2 separate regions of the Homo sapiens genome follow, and region 1 is linked to region 2. The links are chromatin contacts, found by Hi-C or POLR2A ChIA-PET in ENCODE. All regions are on one chromosome and are shown on one strand. The core of a region is the stretch at or near the end of the contact, and the rest is flanking DNA. Distances in the headings are between cores, read along the strand shown. Region 1 has its middle 140 kb from the start of CBLB. Region 2 overlaps CBLB (Cbl proto-oncogene B).

Evidence for each region. A loop is a pair of places that touch in the nucleus more often than their neighbours do. ChIA-PET counts read pairs that join two places held with the same protein, here RNA polymerase II (POLR2A). Pooled maps may share reads with other maps.
Region 1: a pooled map shows a loop between it and region 2 (2.6-fold over the local background). The contact joins two enhancer-like sites. A Hi-C loop is called at or near these places in 4 of 50 pooled maps. POLR2A ChIA-PET finds 5 or more read pairs at or near these places in 2 of 52 experiments (SK-N-SH and activated CD4-positive, alpha-beta T cell).

The regions. Positions count from the first base shown.
Region 1 is chr3:106,010,222-106,017,544 of GRCh38, reverse strand. No RefSeq gene overlaps it. Among named protein-coding and RNA genes, the nearest start is that of CBLB, 140 kb to the right of the region's middle. RefSeq lists an enhancer at 794-1,359. Within about 2 kb of position 3,389, at least 3 of the 41 ENCODE cell types and tissues checked have a DNase peak (open chromatin) inside an H3K27ac peak, as active enhancers do.
Region 2 is chr3:105,751,305-105,758,838 of GRCh38, reverse strand. It overlaps CBLB (Cbl proto-oncogene B), which reads left to right. Exons shown (of 19, transcript NM_170662.5): 5 at 7,221-7,377. Among named protein-coding and RNA genes, the nearest start is that of CBLB, 110 kb to the left of the region's middle. Within about 2 kb of position 5,563, at least 5 of the 41 ENCODE cell types and tissues checked have a DNase peak (open chromatin) inside an H3K27ac peak, as active enhancers do.

The DNA of each region.
Region 1 (7,323 bases), core at 2,140-4,639, 260 kb before region 2:
CTCTGTTGTCTTGCTCTTTAAAGCCAGGAATACCCCTTATCAGCTAGTTAGCTCTATCCTTCCAGAGTTCTATTTACTGTATCCAGTGTTTTAGGGTGAGAATACTTCTGTCCTGTCTCATTTTCTAGTAGTAGATGTGTGTATCTTTTTTCCCAATAAATTATTGCCTTCATAGCAGGAAGTGTCCATACAAAACATCCGAGTTACTTTATACATAAGATCTCTGGATGTGAATAAAAATAAAAAGTTCCTGTCAGTAAAAAAAAATCCAATCTAGTTTATTACTAATTCTTCCATTTTTAAAGATTTACATATTATGAGTTCTTACATATGCCCCATCATGGTTTTTTTAGTATAATATTTATCCTCCTTCAGTACTTCTTGTGCCTGAAATCCTTCCCCTACACAGCCTCGCTTTATTACTCTTACCACTAGTGCTGCTGCTACTACTATTATTACTGCTACACTGTAATTATTACATCCTTCACCACCAGCAAGGTCACCACTACTATTACTGCTGGAACTTGTCCTTCTAGTCTCAGCTTTATCTTATGTTCCAGACAAGCTAAGTCCTCCAAATCAGATCTTTCCTTCCAGTGCTCCAGCATTGTAGGAATTGCTGATATGCTGTGGTATTGGTCTCCTTCTCCTTCTATTGATCTCATCGACTAATCATATGCCATTATATCTATCACATCAAATATATTGTATCTGGACAAGAAAAATGTTGTGGACCCTGCTCTAACTATTCACAGAGCTTTCCTTTTTCCCTTTCTTGCGTGTGTCAAAATTATTGCTATGGTTGTTTAACACTAGGCAGGGAGAAACAACAAGGGGAAACACTTAGGCAGTGTTTAAGTCACTTATGCAGTGACTAAGTTCCCCTTACATAGGGCAGTACCACAGTGCTTAGCAAAGTGTGTGGCATCCAGTGGGCGATTAATATTTATTTGTTGAATTAGTAAATAAAGTGGCCATCTCCACATTTCACAGCCACTGTAAAGACAAAGAGAATCATTTGGAGCCCATCCACCTTTTCAGGACAGTTTAAACTACAGAACCAAATAAGTAAGCCCCATGCTGATTATCTGAGGGTAGGGGATTTCAGAAAACAGCAGGGTTGCTGAAGAAAGAGAAGAAGGTAATTATAACTAAGTAGAGACTAAACAGGTATCAGAAAGCATTAAAATGAACCCACTGATTAAGAACACTGAGTGTCTTGCTTAGCTTGTCATAATAGGTGGGGGAGTCGAACTGCTGATGTATGGGAAAGGAAGAGGGGAGTTTTGTTTTTCTTTTTGAGAGAGTCTCACTCGGTTGCCCAGACTGGTGTGCAGTGGCACGATCTCGGCTCACTGCAACCTCTGCCTCCTAGGTTTAAGCGATTCTCCTGCCTCAGCCTCCCAAGTAGCTGGGGATTTTTTTTTTTAACAAAGGAAACCAGAAGGGACACAAGAAACATGCATTAAGTTTTTCAGTACCTCCGTGAAGTTCTGCCTAATTATTTTAAAGACAGGTGTATTGCCATATAATTTACATATAGCAAAAACTCCCCCTTTATTGCATACAGCTCTATGATTTTTGACAAGCACAAAGAGGTGTAACTATCACACAGTCAAGATAGAGAACAGCCAGGCCCAGTGGCTTATGCCTGTAATTTCAACACTTTGGGAAGCCAAGGCACGAGGATCACTCCAGGAGTTTGAGATCAAGATAGAGAACATTTCCATTGCCTCCAAAATTTTCCTCATTCCCTTTTGTCAGTCTCCTTCCTCTATCGGCAGTGATCTGCTTTCTGTCACTACTGCTTTTATTTCTCCAGAAGGTGATGTAAACGGAATCAAACCATATCTAAACTTTTAAGCCTGGTTTACTTCACTTAGCATAATGCATTTGAGGTTCATACATGTTTTTGCATTTATCAGTAGTTCATGTCTTTATTTTATTTTGTGGAGTAGTATTTCACTGTGTCAATATACAAAATTTATCTGTTCAGCAATTGACAGACATGTGGGTTATTTTCATTTTTGGGACTACTATGATCAAAGCTACTATAAACATTTGCGCCCAGGATTTTTAGTAGACACATGTTTCCATCTGTCTTGGGTAAATACCTAGTAGTACAATTGCTGGGTCACAGGATAAGTACATGTTTCACTTTATAAGAAACTGCCATTCGATTTTCCAAAATTCTGCCTTAGTTTTATTTTCTCAAATTTCTGGCATTCTATCTTCAAGGGTAACTGTTGGCAAGGCTAAGGTTTGCAGATGGTATATGACAGTTGTAAGGAAAAAATAGGATGCACATATTTGATGGGAAGGAAAACACAGATGACACATGTTTTCTGATCAGAAGGTACTGGGTATCTTCTGATCTGTCCTTACATTCTATACTTTGAAGACACAAGTCAGGATGATATCCAGGCGGGACAATGCTGCCTGTCAGCTACCATCTGCAAATACCCATTTCCCATTTCCCCACTCCTGGCTCTATACTCAGGCAGCACTTCCTTGTCACACACACACAGCCTACCGCTATACACCATCCTGGCTCTGGGTTCCATCAAAGGAATGGAGGGTGTAATTCTAAAAATGTAATTTATGCCCCCCAAAAAAGTAATTATGCCTCTTTGACAGTATTAACAATGTTCCCAGAGGTTCAGGAAGAAAGGAAAAGAAAAAAGGAAAGAAGAAAAAATCTTGCTCATATTACATTATTATTTTTAGCTGGCACATTTCCTAAATCTAGCTGGAACTGAAAAAGCATGTGCCAAATGCAATTTTGAAAAGTGTTCATGTTTGTGGGTGTCTCGGCACTGCCTGAAACCAGGAAGTAGCAAAAGTCTTAAAATGTAAATGAGTTCCCTTTTGAGCTTTCCAAACCAGTTTTACAGTATTATTTTGCCAAACATTATTGCTACCCAAAGCTCTAACCCCAAGTCTCCTGAGATACAATTTCAAGCAGGATGGACTTACATGAAATCAAAGATCCAGTGAAGATTGGGATGGGGAATGGAGAATGTGTCTCTGCTTCTGATTGCTGATACTGTCAAAACTTTGTATGAAATGTATAAGGCAAATGCCTTCAGGAGGAAGGGAAAAGAATTTAAGGGACAGATGAACCTTGTCCCTAGAGATCTTGAAGCCCTAAACTGGTTTACCAATCTTGTGTGACTTGAAAGAGTAAATTATCTCCTATCCATGTGTCATTTTTGAAATTGGCGTAGGTTAGATGGGGCCCACATAACTTGGTGATGATAGAGCCCTTTAAAATAACTTTTTCACGTAGTGAAAATATCCCTTTTGAGGAGTAACTCTTCAGACACACAGATTGGGAGTCACATGTTAGTCACCACCCATGACCTACCATTTATGACTTGTAGACACAGCTGTTTGTGAGTGATCTTGGATGAGCTGTTTTAACAGGAGAAGTTGAGCAAGTAACTTACAGGCTTATTGCTCATTAATTCCTTCCTCAAACTATGTCAGAGATACAAAAGGCTGTCCAGAATTTAATAATTGTAGAATAGTGCTTACAGACCTTATGAAAAAGGGATAAGCACAGAGAAATGAAGCCATTTACAGTCTGTCAAAGAACAGAGTGAATTTCAAAAACAACCCTATGTTTCATTAAAACTTTATTTATTCAAGTTTAATGTACTTTGAAATGAATTTGCATTTTTAAGGAACAGAATGTATTTTTATCTTCATCAAGGACATACCACCCCAGAAAGTTCACTTATATGCTGTGACAATGTCAAGTGGGTTCTATCCGAAATTTGGCATGCTATTAAATTCTTGTTCCATAAAATCCTCAGCATAGCATCTTACCTTTATAATGTAACGTGGCTTTTGATCAAAGACTTTTTAAAATACATCTTGCACTTCAAGCTCATTTATTCTGAATATACCCATTCTTAACTCTTATCAAATAAATCCATGTAATACATTTCCTGAAAGTGCACAGAGTGAGAGAGATAAGAAATTAATTTCTTTGCTTCTGAAATGATCCTAAACGCTCAATTATCTGTCATGTCAAAAGTTGGGCTTACAAACTTATAATTCCAGTTTTTTTGACAAGGAACTTACATCTTTTGTTTAAACCACATAGCATTATTTTAGAATATTTTCTGTTTTATTATTATAGAGTAACAACATGTTAGACACTTGAGAAAATTTAAATATTATTTAATTCAGTGGTCTGCAAACTTTGGCCTGTGGGCCAATCACCTGTTTTTGTAAATAAAGTTTTATTGGAGCCCAGATCATCTCTCATTCATTTAAGCAGTGTTTATGGTTGCGTTCATGCTGTGGTGACTGAGTAGAGACATAGCAAAGGAAACCTCATGGCCTACAAGCTTAAAACACTTACTGTTTGGCCCTTTAATAAAAAGTTGCCAGTCGATCAGTTAGTGTATCTCCTACGTTTTACAAAAAGGAAAAAACACAAAATATTTAACATTTTCCATTACTATTTGAGACAATACCAGGAAAACAGATCATCATATTATGAAATCTTATAATGCCTAAATATATGTTGGTTTGCTTTACATTAATATATATGTAAAAAAATCATACCCCTTGCATTAACATGGGGCTAAACTAGTGTATTCCCTAAGAAAACAGCATTGTCCCTATGGTCTGTGTCAGAGACTGGATATAAAATTCTCAAGGAAACTACAGCTGTATAGTAGTTAGTGAATTTAAACACTATTTGTAAATCAAACTATTGATCAGGAAACAGTGAAGGACTTTAAAACAAACTAGTCATATGCAATGAAAAATCATGTCTCCCCCCTTGTTGTAAAGATTGCAATAAAGCAGAACGAAATAAGTCAACAACTCTCCTTGTAAGGCCTCTCCTTTTTTCAGTCTAGTAATGACGAAAAAGACAAACTGGACATTTGGAAGAGCAAGTGGAATGTACCTCAGATAAATTGTAAGCTGGCAGCTTTCTCACAGAGAGACTGGACCCATACTTTAAGAAAGCCTACAAAAGCATTTGACTTCAAGGTACCCTGAAACCAAGATGTATAGGCACTGTCTTTAACTTAAGGACACCTGAAAAGGACTTTTAATGCCAGCTCAACCTGTGGTAAAATCATACTGTACTGTCCATGAATGGCACCCATTGAGTTGTGCCGCACAAAATTCATGTGAACATATATGACAGCACTATTTCTGAAATACTGGCACTCTCACTTTAACTATAACCCAAAATTTTACAATAGGGACTAATAGAGGTTTACAAAATAAAAGTAATTACACACACGAAAGTATAGTTGGCATTACTGAACAATCATTATGGGCCCTTAAACACGTGTTTCAGTTCACTGACATTGAGTTGGTATAGAATGACCTCACTATTTTCATCATGGTTACCACAATTCTGTCCAGCACCAATCTCAAAATTTTCTCTTGCATAATACAAAATATATATCTAACTCCAAGTTATGTTTATACTTTAAACAAAGGCAGTTAGCATCATTAATTTTTTATAATCTTGAATTTTTTTCTTTTTAGAATTTTACTGAGGTATAATTTGCATACAATAAAACATACCTATTTTCAATATACTGCTCGATGAGTTTTGATAAACGTGTATACCTCTGTGATAACCATCACAGTCAAGTTACAGAAGATTTCTGTCCCCTCAGAAAGCTCCCTCTTTTGCAATTACTACTCCACATCCCCAGAAAATAATGGGTCTGCTCTCAGTCATCGTAGATTAGCTCTGCCTGTTCTAGAAACTCACATAAATGAAACAAAACTGTATGTACTTTTTGTATTCACCTTCTTTCACTTAGCATATTCTTTTGAGATCCATCCATGTTGCTGTATGTATTAGTATATCATTTTCTTTTATTGCTGATGTTATTTATTTAAATGGACATACCACAATTTGTTTACCCATTCGCCTGTTGATGGACATTTGGTTGCTTCTTATTTGGGGCTATTATGAGTAACGCAGCTATGAACATTCATGTAAAGTCTTTTTGAGAACATATGCTTTCATTTCTTTCTGGTAAATAACAAAGAGTAGAATTTTAGTTTTAAGTATTCGTCTGAAGTTTTTGATGCTTATTCTACTTTTTTTTCTGCCAGGGAACTCTGTTCCTTATCCTTCACATCCATGTTCCAATTTGTATTAATACTTATTGAGATAAAATAGGATGAAATGTGATGTATATACAACTATATGGTCAAAATTTATAAAAGTGAGAAAGTATTTCTAAAATATCTGTTCTTTGTTGGTACATATCTACCAAATAGCTTTGCTAACAACCTCAGAACAAAATACAAACCTAGGAGACTCTGATTTACATGAATTCTTCTTTCACATGAACTCTCTTTTATTTAGGAAGGATTGCAGAACAAAAATGAAACTCAGGGGGTTGTGCAAATTCTGAAAAGAAAAGGTCTGCCCCAAGTGTAAAAGAAGTGAAACGCTCTAAGTGTTCTGGAAGCTTTATGACACATTTTCTTGACCTATATGGTGTGAAACCTTACTTATCATTCTCGGCAGGAAAAAGAGATAATATAAGAAAGAGATTTGTGGGAAGATAACATTTAAATCTCTACTATCAAGATGACATGAACTTAAAGGTCTAGAGGATGCCCTAGTTGAGCATAAGTACTTCTAGAAAACCAAAATGATCCCTTAAACTTGGGACACATTATAAGTCAACAATAAAATAATGTACGTGGGAATCATCAACAAGTGAGTTGATGTTAAGAATGTTACAAATTACAAAGAATATGTTAAGAATGTTACAAATTACAAGGAAAATGAGATTTTACCTTACTTGCAAGCTAACAATCCTGCCAGAGTTTCTGGGTTCTGGCAGAAGACATGAGACTCCTGGGTAACATGAAGGGTGGTATTATTCTCAGCAATATCAGTAGCCAGAGTATCAGCATTGTTCTATCTTCCTGAGCTTCAGTTCCCATAGAGAAATGTGAAGAAAACCAGGTGACATCAAGCAGTGGGTTGTATTATAGGAGAAGGATTCTGAGCTTAAGGAATACAAATATTTCATACTGGGTAGTAAGCCTCCCTGACATTTGCCTTTAAAGGAAATGGTACCTTTATTGCATCAGACAATAAACAAACCTTTCTTTTGCATGAGAGATAGAGCCCCATCCACTGGAGTTGGCCATAATTTCTATGCTGCATCTTTCCTATCATTAACACTTTTTAACACCTTAAAGTCTGTTGAATTATAGGACCCAAGCAGTATGCTGATTGCACTCATTGTACTCTAGACCTACTCTGGGCCCTACTCAAAGCTAATAGCTTTCCATGTCACTGGATATTTGGGC
Region 2 (7,534 bases), core at 4,314-6,813:
TTCTGGAGTCTCCAAGCTTTTGGGTGCCACTGGTTCCCCTCCTCCAGACACAGGTGCCCACAGTGGAAGCCACTTGCTGTGCATCAGATCCAGCCACTGGCTTGCCCAGAGCCGGTGCCTGTGCTGGTGCCTGGAGCTGCCCGCCCTGCTACAGCAGCCAGTGTGCTTGGCTGTGCGCAGTGGCTGGACTCCATGCTCACTTGTTCATGCACCACTTGCTGCTCCGCATCTGACTCGTCCTTGGCAGGTGTGGGATCTGTGCTGGTAGTGCATGGTGAGCGTGGCCCGCCAGGTTGAGTCAGTGGAATGAGCCCAGCAGGCCTGAGCAAAACTCGGGTAATGGCGCAACCAATCACAGAGGTTTCTGGCTGGAAAAGTGACACACAAACAATAAGCGACAGTAGTGCTTATCTGCACTAGAGACAAAGTGTTATGAGCTTTTTGACAAATAAAAATTATGCAGCATAAATACCCAGCATCTGTGTCTTTATCGTGTCAGGAATTTTCATGTATAAGGAAGAGTGGTTCAATCTAATTATGAATATCCTTGGTAACTATGGTTGCCATCCTATCAAAGATGACTTGCTGTATGGTGACTATGTAACCAGAGTGTTTTGATATGCTGTTTCTGTGGGTTGCTGGAAAACAATTGCTTTTCCCTTATTGATAGAACAGCAAGAGTAATAATGGTCCCATAAGAATCTATCTTCATATTCTTAAAAAATGGAGTCATGATAAAAGAAGGTTGGATTTAAGGAATAACTGTATACAAAATGTCAACAGATTTAGGAATCACAGCGCTAATATTTTGTGTCCATAATGTAATCAAAACATATCAAATATGTTACAAATATCCTATTATCTTCTGAACAAAGCTTGCCCTCTGTTTAAAGATACTGACATTGAACATATCTTAGTTGATCAAGGTGAATTTTCTGACAACATTTACATAAAATTAGAAATAGAGTTGGGCTGCTGAATATAGAACATATTTTCTTTTTGTTTAAAATGAGGATGACAGTATATATTCCTGAGCTACAATGGATCTTAAACACCTGCCACCACTAATACCACAGCAACAAAACAAACCAACAATAAACAAACATGTTGATTTCCTTGTTTGTATTATGGTAGTTACTTTGTTCATTCCCATGTATCTGATTTTTAGTCTTAGATTTTTAGTGTAATATTTTTTAAAATTTAAATATATGATTGAAGTTTAATGTACATGGGGAAAAGTACACAAATCATACATATAGAGTGAGAAATTTTTATGAAGTAAACATAATCCATGTTTACAGTATGTATCCATGTTTATCTCCTACCCAGATAAAGTAGTAATACCTTGCTGCCTGCATCTTGGAAGACGCCCTCTCTCAGCGCGTCAGAAAGTCGCACATAGTCACCACCCAGTAGTTCTGATACATGCCATCATAAATCATACATAGTTGAAATCATACTAATTATACTCTTTTGGAAAAAACTGGCTTCTTCCTCTCTTTATGTTTATGGAATTCAACTCTTTACTTGCATGTAGCAGTACTTTGTTCATTCTCCTTCCTTCATTGTATAGCTGTACCACAATTAACCTATTCATTTGATTATTTATTTATAAATTACCCAGTCTCAGGTATTTCTTTATAGCACTGCTAAAACAACCTAACACAGAAACTGGATATATAACATCAAGGAGAAGAGGTTTATTGGGCCCTTGGTTATGCAGGCTGTACAGGCATGGTATTAGCATCTGCTTGGCTTCCAGGCAGGCCTCAGAGAGCTTTTGCTCATGGCAGAAGGTGAAACAGAGCCTGCATGTCACATGTGGTGAGAGCAGGAGCAAGAGAGAGCAAGGGGAGGTGCCGTGCACTTAAACAACCAGATCTTGTAAGAACTCATTGTCGTCAGGATGGCACCAAGGAGATGGTGCTAAACCATTCATTGGAAATATGCTCCCATGATCCGATCACCTCCCACTGGGCTCTACCTCCAAAATTGAGGATTACAGTTCAATATGAGGTTTGGGGGGAACAAATACCCAAACTCTATCATCCAGTGTTTATATATGGGTACATAAGTTTCTAAAATTTTAGTTTTGTTCCATCTATTTGTTTATGCTTGTACCAATGCCACATTGTCTTAATTAATGTAAAGAGTACATACTTGTTAATGTTCCTAGTGAAGATTACCTTTTTTGTTCTTGACTCTTGCATGTCCCATAAAGTTCAGAACCAGTTTTTAGTATCTACTACAAAAAATACCTCCTGGGATTGTTTATTTGAGTTACATTAAATTTTTAGACTAATTTGGGAAGAACTGACTCTTTATAATATGAATCTACCATTAAAGTGTTACATACCTTTATTTATGTTTTTTATATCTCTGTGTATGGGTGTATGTTGATATTTTTGCCTTGCTCATCTATTGTTAGCTTTATTTCTATTTATTTGGGACTTTTAGATAGCATTATAAAAATTAAATGTTTAAAGTTTCATTTTCTAGTTATATATAGCCAATATAAAACTACAACTGATATTTTATATCAATTTTGTGTTCAGCAACCATGTTCAATTTTCTTATTTCCTATAGTTTAATCTGTAAAATTTTTGTATTTTCTACATATAAAGCTATGTCATAAGCAGACACTGCTTTGTGGTTTTCATTGATTCTTCTACGATTATATACATTTAAAAGTTTTAGTACATCTTCTATTCTTTTAGTACACTAGAGCATATTAGACATATAAAAAGTTAAAAACCATGAACAAATACAGAAAATATATTTTTGAAATCACTTATAATCCCTTCCACAAGCCAGTTATTAAATTTGTGGCATCTCCAGACATTATAGTTTAACATTGGATCATAAAGGACAAAATTTTAAAAATACTATTTCCATTTAGTAGTATCCCATGAACACTTTTCCACGACAATAAATATTTTTCTGCACAAAATTGTTACTAGTGAACGTATTTGTTTTCAAATATTTTGCTCTTATAAACAACACTGCATATAAAAGACTTGTGGATGGGCCTTTGGCTGCTATGTATTTTTTGGACATAATTTCCTTAGGTGAAATCCCTAGAAGTAGATGTTCTTAGTCATAATGTATAGGCTTTTGAAATTTGTTTCCAAATTGCCTTCTAGAAGTGCTGTGTAAATTCTCATTCACACCAGTAGTATACAGAAGTTCCTGTTTGCAAACACCCTGGCTTCTGTTGATGTTCACCCTTTGTTGTATGAAATGTTTTTCATTTTTTCCTATCAGTTGAAACTAAAACCCTGTAGCCTTTTATGAACTAGTGGTTTCATGAAAATATTTTACCTTTTTTTTTTTAAAAGAAATCATTCTCCTCACACTTTCTATTTTCCATTCTTCTTACCTTTTCTTAAAATTGCAGGATTTTCAAATTAGAATATCTAATACACTTCTCCACATTTACACAGGAGAAAACAAGCCTGGAAGATTAAGTGATTTGTCAACTACTGACCAGCTGACACCTTTCCAGATTTATTTCCCTGCATCTGATTAATCCCATTGTCTTTGAAAAGATACTGTTTTTCCACCGCATATTCTCACTCATAGGTGGGAATTGAACAATGAGATCACATGGACACAGGAAGGGGAATATCACACTCTGGGGACTGTGGTGGGGTCAGGGGAGGGGGGAGAGATAGCATTGGGAGATATACCTAATGCTAGATGACACATTAGTGGGTGCAGCGCACCAGCATGGCACATGTATACATATGTAACTAACCTGCACAATGTGCACATACATGTACCCTAAAACTTAGAGTATAATAAAAAAAAAAAAAAAAAAAAGAAAAGATACTGTTTTTCAAGACTTTAAAGAGGATTACTATTGTTTTTTGGTAGACAGACTAGAACTCATTATCTAATAACAGGATTATAACATAGTCTTATTTATCATGTTCTTATCTCTCATGATATTATATGAACAGAACTATCACTTTAACAAAAAGTCATTAATAGATTTCTGTGTAATAGATAGGTGGTAGTAAGCCATCAATAAATGGCAGTTCTTACTCTTATTTGAAATAAAAAGATCCTGAAATTATATTATTATTACAGGTGCATGGCTATCCATTGGTCATGTATTCTATTCTTTGTAGATTGACAGTTACTTATACTTGTTCACTGTATTTTAAAAGCGATTCAGCCTGCAACTTAAGTGGTTTATAATTGTAAGGGTCAATAGAATATATTGAAAGATTTTTGGATTAGTGAAAACTTGGAGTTTAGTTGGCCTTTTTATTTTCTCTCTCTCTCTCTCTCTCTCTCTCTCTCTCTCTCTGTCTCTCTCTCTCTCTCTCTCTCTCTCTCTTCCCTTTTCTTCTTCCCAGGTCTCTGCCAGCACCCTGAAATTTCTACATTTGTAAAACAATTTGCTATTGATATTTTCTCTCATTTGCTTCATCTCTAAAGGAAGAGGTAGTAGAAACCACCACTGTCTTTTTGCAGAAGTTTAAATGGAGGTGTGAAAATTCATGCTTTCTGGGTTCACTTCCTCTCATATACCTCAGAGAAGAATGGTAGCCACTTAGTCTTAAGAAAGTTTAGAGCCTTAGTGCAACAGTTTAGAATAATCTAATTTTTTTGTTTGTTTTTAAAGACTTTGTTGTTGTACTCTATTTCTATTCTTCATTCTTGAAATCCCCTTCCCCCTACCTCTGTTCCCCAGCCCCACCTCCTACACAATAATGGGTGTTTTGCTGAAGTGATCAAATGAGGGTTATCTGTTGCGCAAACACTCATATATGAAAAGTTAACAAAATAGTGCCCTGGCTCCCTAATCCCTATTACTACCACTAATTAAGATTCCAGTGAATGCCTCTTTGGATTTGAGGTTTATCACAAGTAATCTGACAAAGTTTCATTTACACAAGTACTGTGGAAATGTAGCTTGTCCTTTTGTAAATTGTTATTATGAAGGGGTACATTAGACTAAAATTTTCTTAAGTTCATACATCTCGTATAACTGGCTCTGGGAAATCACTGAGTGCTCAAAAGAGTTATGAATTGAATTCACTGTAAATGCTAGATTAGAATAATTTTTATAGTAACAGATGTGGAAGATGTCTATTTGGCCTTTTTAAAAAAACTTTATATGTTATACACAAAATAAATATTGACAATTTGACCACTTTACGTTGTATACTTTATATACGAAACAAAAATGCTTTAACTTCTTCATACGAAAAATAAAATTTATACTGTTCTGAAGTCAGTGGTTCCCTGATCATATTTTTTTTACTCTGAGTATCATGATCAATGTCCCTTTTGTGTGTTGAGTATTTGAAACTTTAATTTGGAAAAGAAAAATGTACTTCTTAGACATTAGTTTTATGGTAATTATAATGAAGCTGGACATAATTGCATATTTATACTTCATTGTAAATCAACAGCTTCCTAATATTCTTAAAAGTGTTCCTTTTTTTTTTAAAAAAAACAGCAGCATTTTGTTAACCTTAATCAGAGCCTGACGTGTGTTTCTTCTAAATGGCATCTGATGTGGTATCTCTCCTCAGTTCTCTGTGGTTTCCTGTTTTTTTCATACATAGAGAAACACTTTTTGAGGTATTAAGCCTCATATTTTTCTTCTTTTAATGGTACCTGAAACCTAAACTCTCTTATAAATACAGCATAGTGTTGTCAACCTGTCTCACCATTAATTTATGCCACTTCCCACAGACTGCTTCTCTGGAATCCCTCCAGCCCTTGCTGTGTATCCATCACCCAGCTAGCATTGTCCTTACATACCCCACTCTAGATTCTTTAGCATTACAGGTTTTACTTCTGTCCCTAAAGTGTGATCTTCAGAGACAAAGATGTTATCTTTATTTCTATAATTGTATTTCCCCAACAGTGCCTTGTTTTAGCAATGAATAGATATAGTAGGCTCTCAAAGTGTTGTCTCTAGAGCAGCAGCAGCAGCAGCAGCCTCAGGGAACATTTTATGGCTGTCAGTGTTCAGGCCCCACCCCAATGCTACTGAATCATAATATCTTGGGTTGAGGATCAGGCTATGTTAACAAGCCCTTCAGATAATTTGGATGCATGCTGAAGTTTGACAAACACTGCTATAGAAAATTATTGAATGAATATGAAAGTTGTACCTTTATGGTGATATCTCATTGAAGAGGATTGATATAGCATGGGGCCAGGCACAATTTAGTTTATTCTGCCTGAGTCTTGTATTTCAGAGATACTGGTAAAGGAAACCTAAGATTTAAATATTTGCTATCTTATAAGAGGATGTTATCTTATAAGAGGGACGGCTTTTATGCTATTCTGTTGTAAAAATTGTAGTTTAAGTTTTAAAAACTGAATGATTTCTTTCTTCTGCCGAATTAGGAATAGGCATTATTCTGAAGCAGGAAGGTTAACTAAGAAATGCATCCTGGGTGTCACTAATTTTCATGGTGGGAAAGAGGGTAGGTGAGTTGGAAACTGGTCAGGTGGGGATAGGTTGAGAGACGTTTCCCTAGTTACCATTCTGTGCTCTTCTAAATTTTTTGAATCATGTAACTGCATAACATGTTAAAATTTTGTCGAATGATATTCAGTCAGAATAAAGTAATAAATATTGAATAAACTCCCATGATATAACCATTGTGGTTGGTTTAAAAATTAAGTTTTTCTTTTGTATTAATATGAAAAGTTAGATAACGTATGTTTTTCATCTCTGCAGAAAACATCAGGGTTGTGGCAGAAATGTCTTGATGGCTTTCTACCTTAGCCTTCTTGAATTGGTTGATACATATTACTCATTTGTGCAATGAATAAAGGATTTCTATTATTATATGGACCCATCATCTTATGACTGTTTTTAGAAAATGAGAATTAAATCTTGATTCATTATTAAATAACCTTGTATACACACATGAAGAGGTCATGACACATAAGACTTTGACCTAATACCTTTTTTCAGATATGTTTCTATAGCTATCTTGATAGCCTAGGACTGTTTGAGAGAAAATTAATTTAAATTTTTGTCATATTCTTAGCAAATGCAAAATAATTGAGTTAAACAGAACCCACTACATTTGTTCTGAAATATGAACAATATTCTCAAATATTTGTCTGGTAGTACAAATACAATTATATTAATTTTATTATTGAATTTTGCTGCTTCAAAGGGAGGTATTTCTTAAATGATACTTGATTCAATTATTTCCCTTTTTTTCCACCTTGCACAGAACTATCGTACCATGGAAAGTATTCAGACAGTGCCTTCATGAGGTCCACCAGATTAGCTCTGGCCTGGAAGCAATGGCTCTAAAATCAACAATTGATTTAACTTGCAATGATTACATTTCAGTTTTTGAATTTGATATTTTTACCAGGCTGTTTCAGGTAAGTTTATACTTGCTTAGTCTATCCATTCCCTTCTTCTCTCTCCCTGTCTTTTCTCTCTGTTTCTCTCTCTCTCTGTCTCTCTCTCACACACACACACATAAACAAACATATGGAAAATAGTGTCATTCCTATTAGTCTGTAATTTTATTGGTAT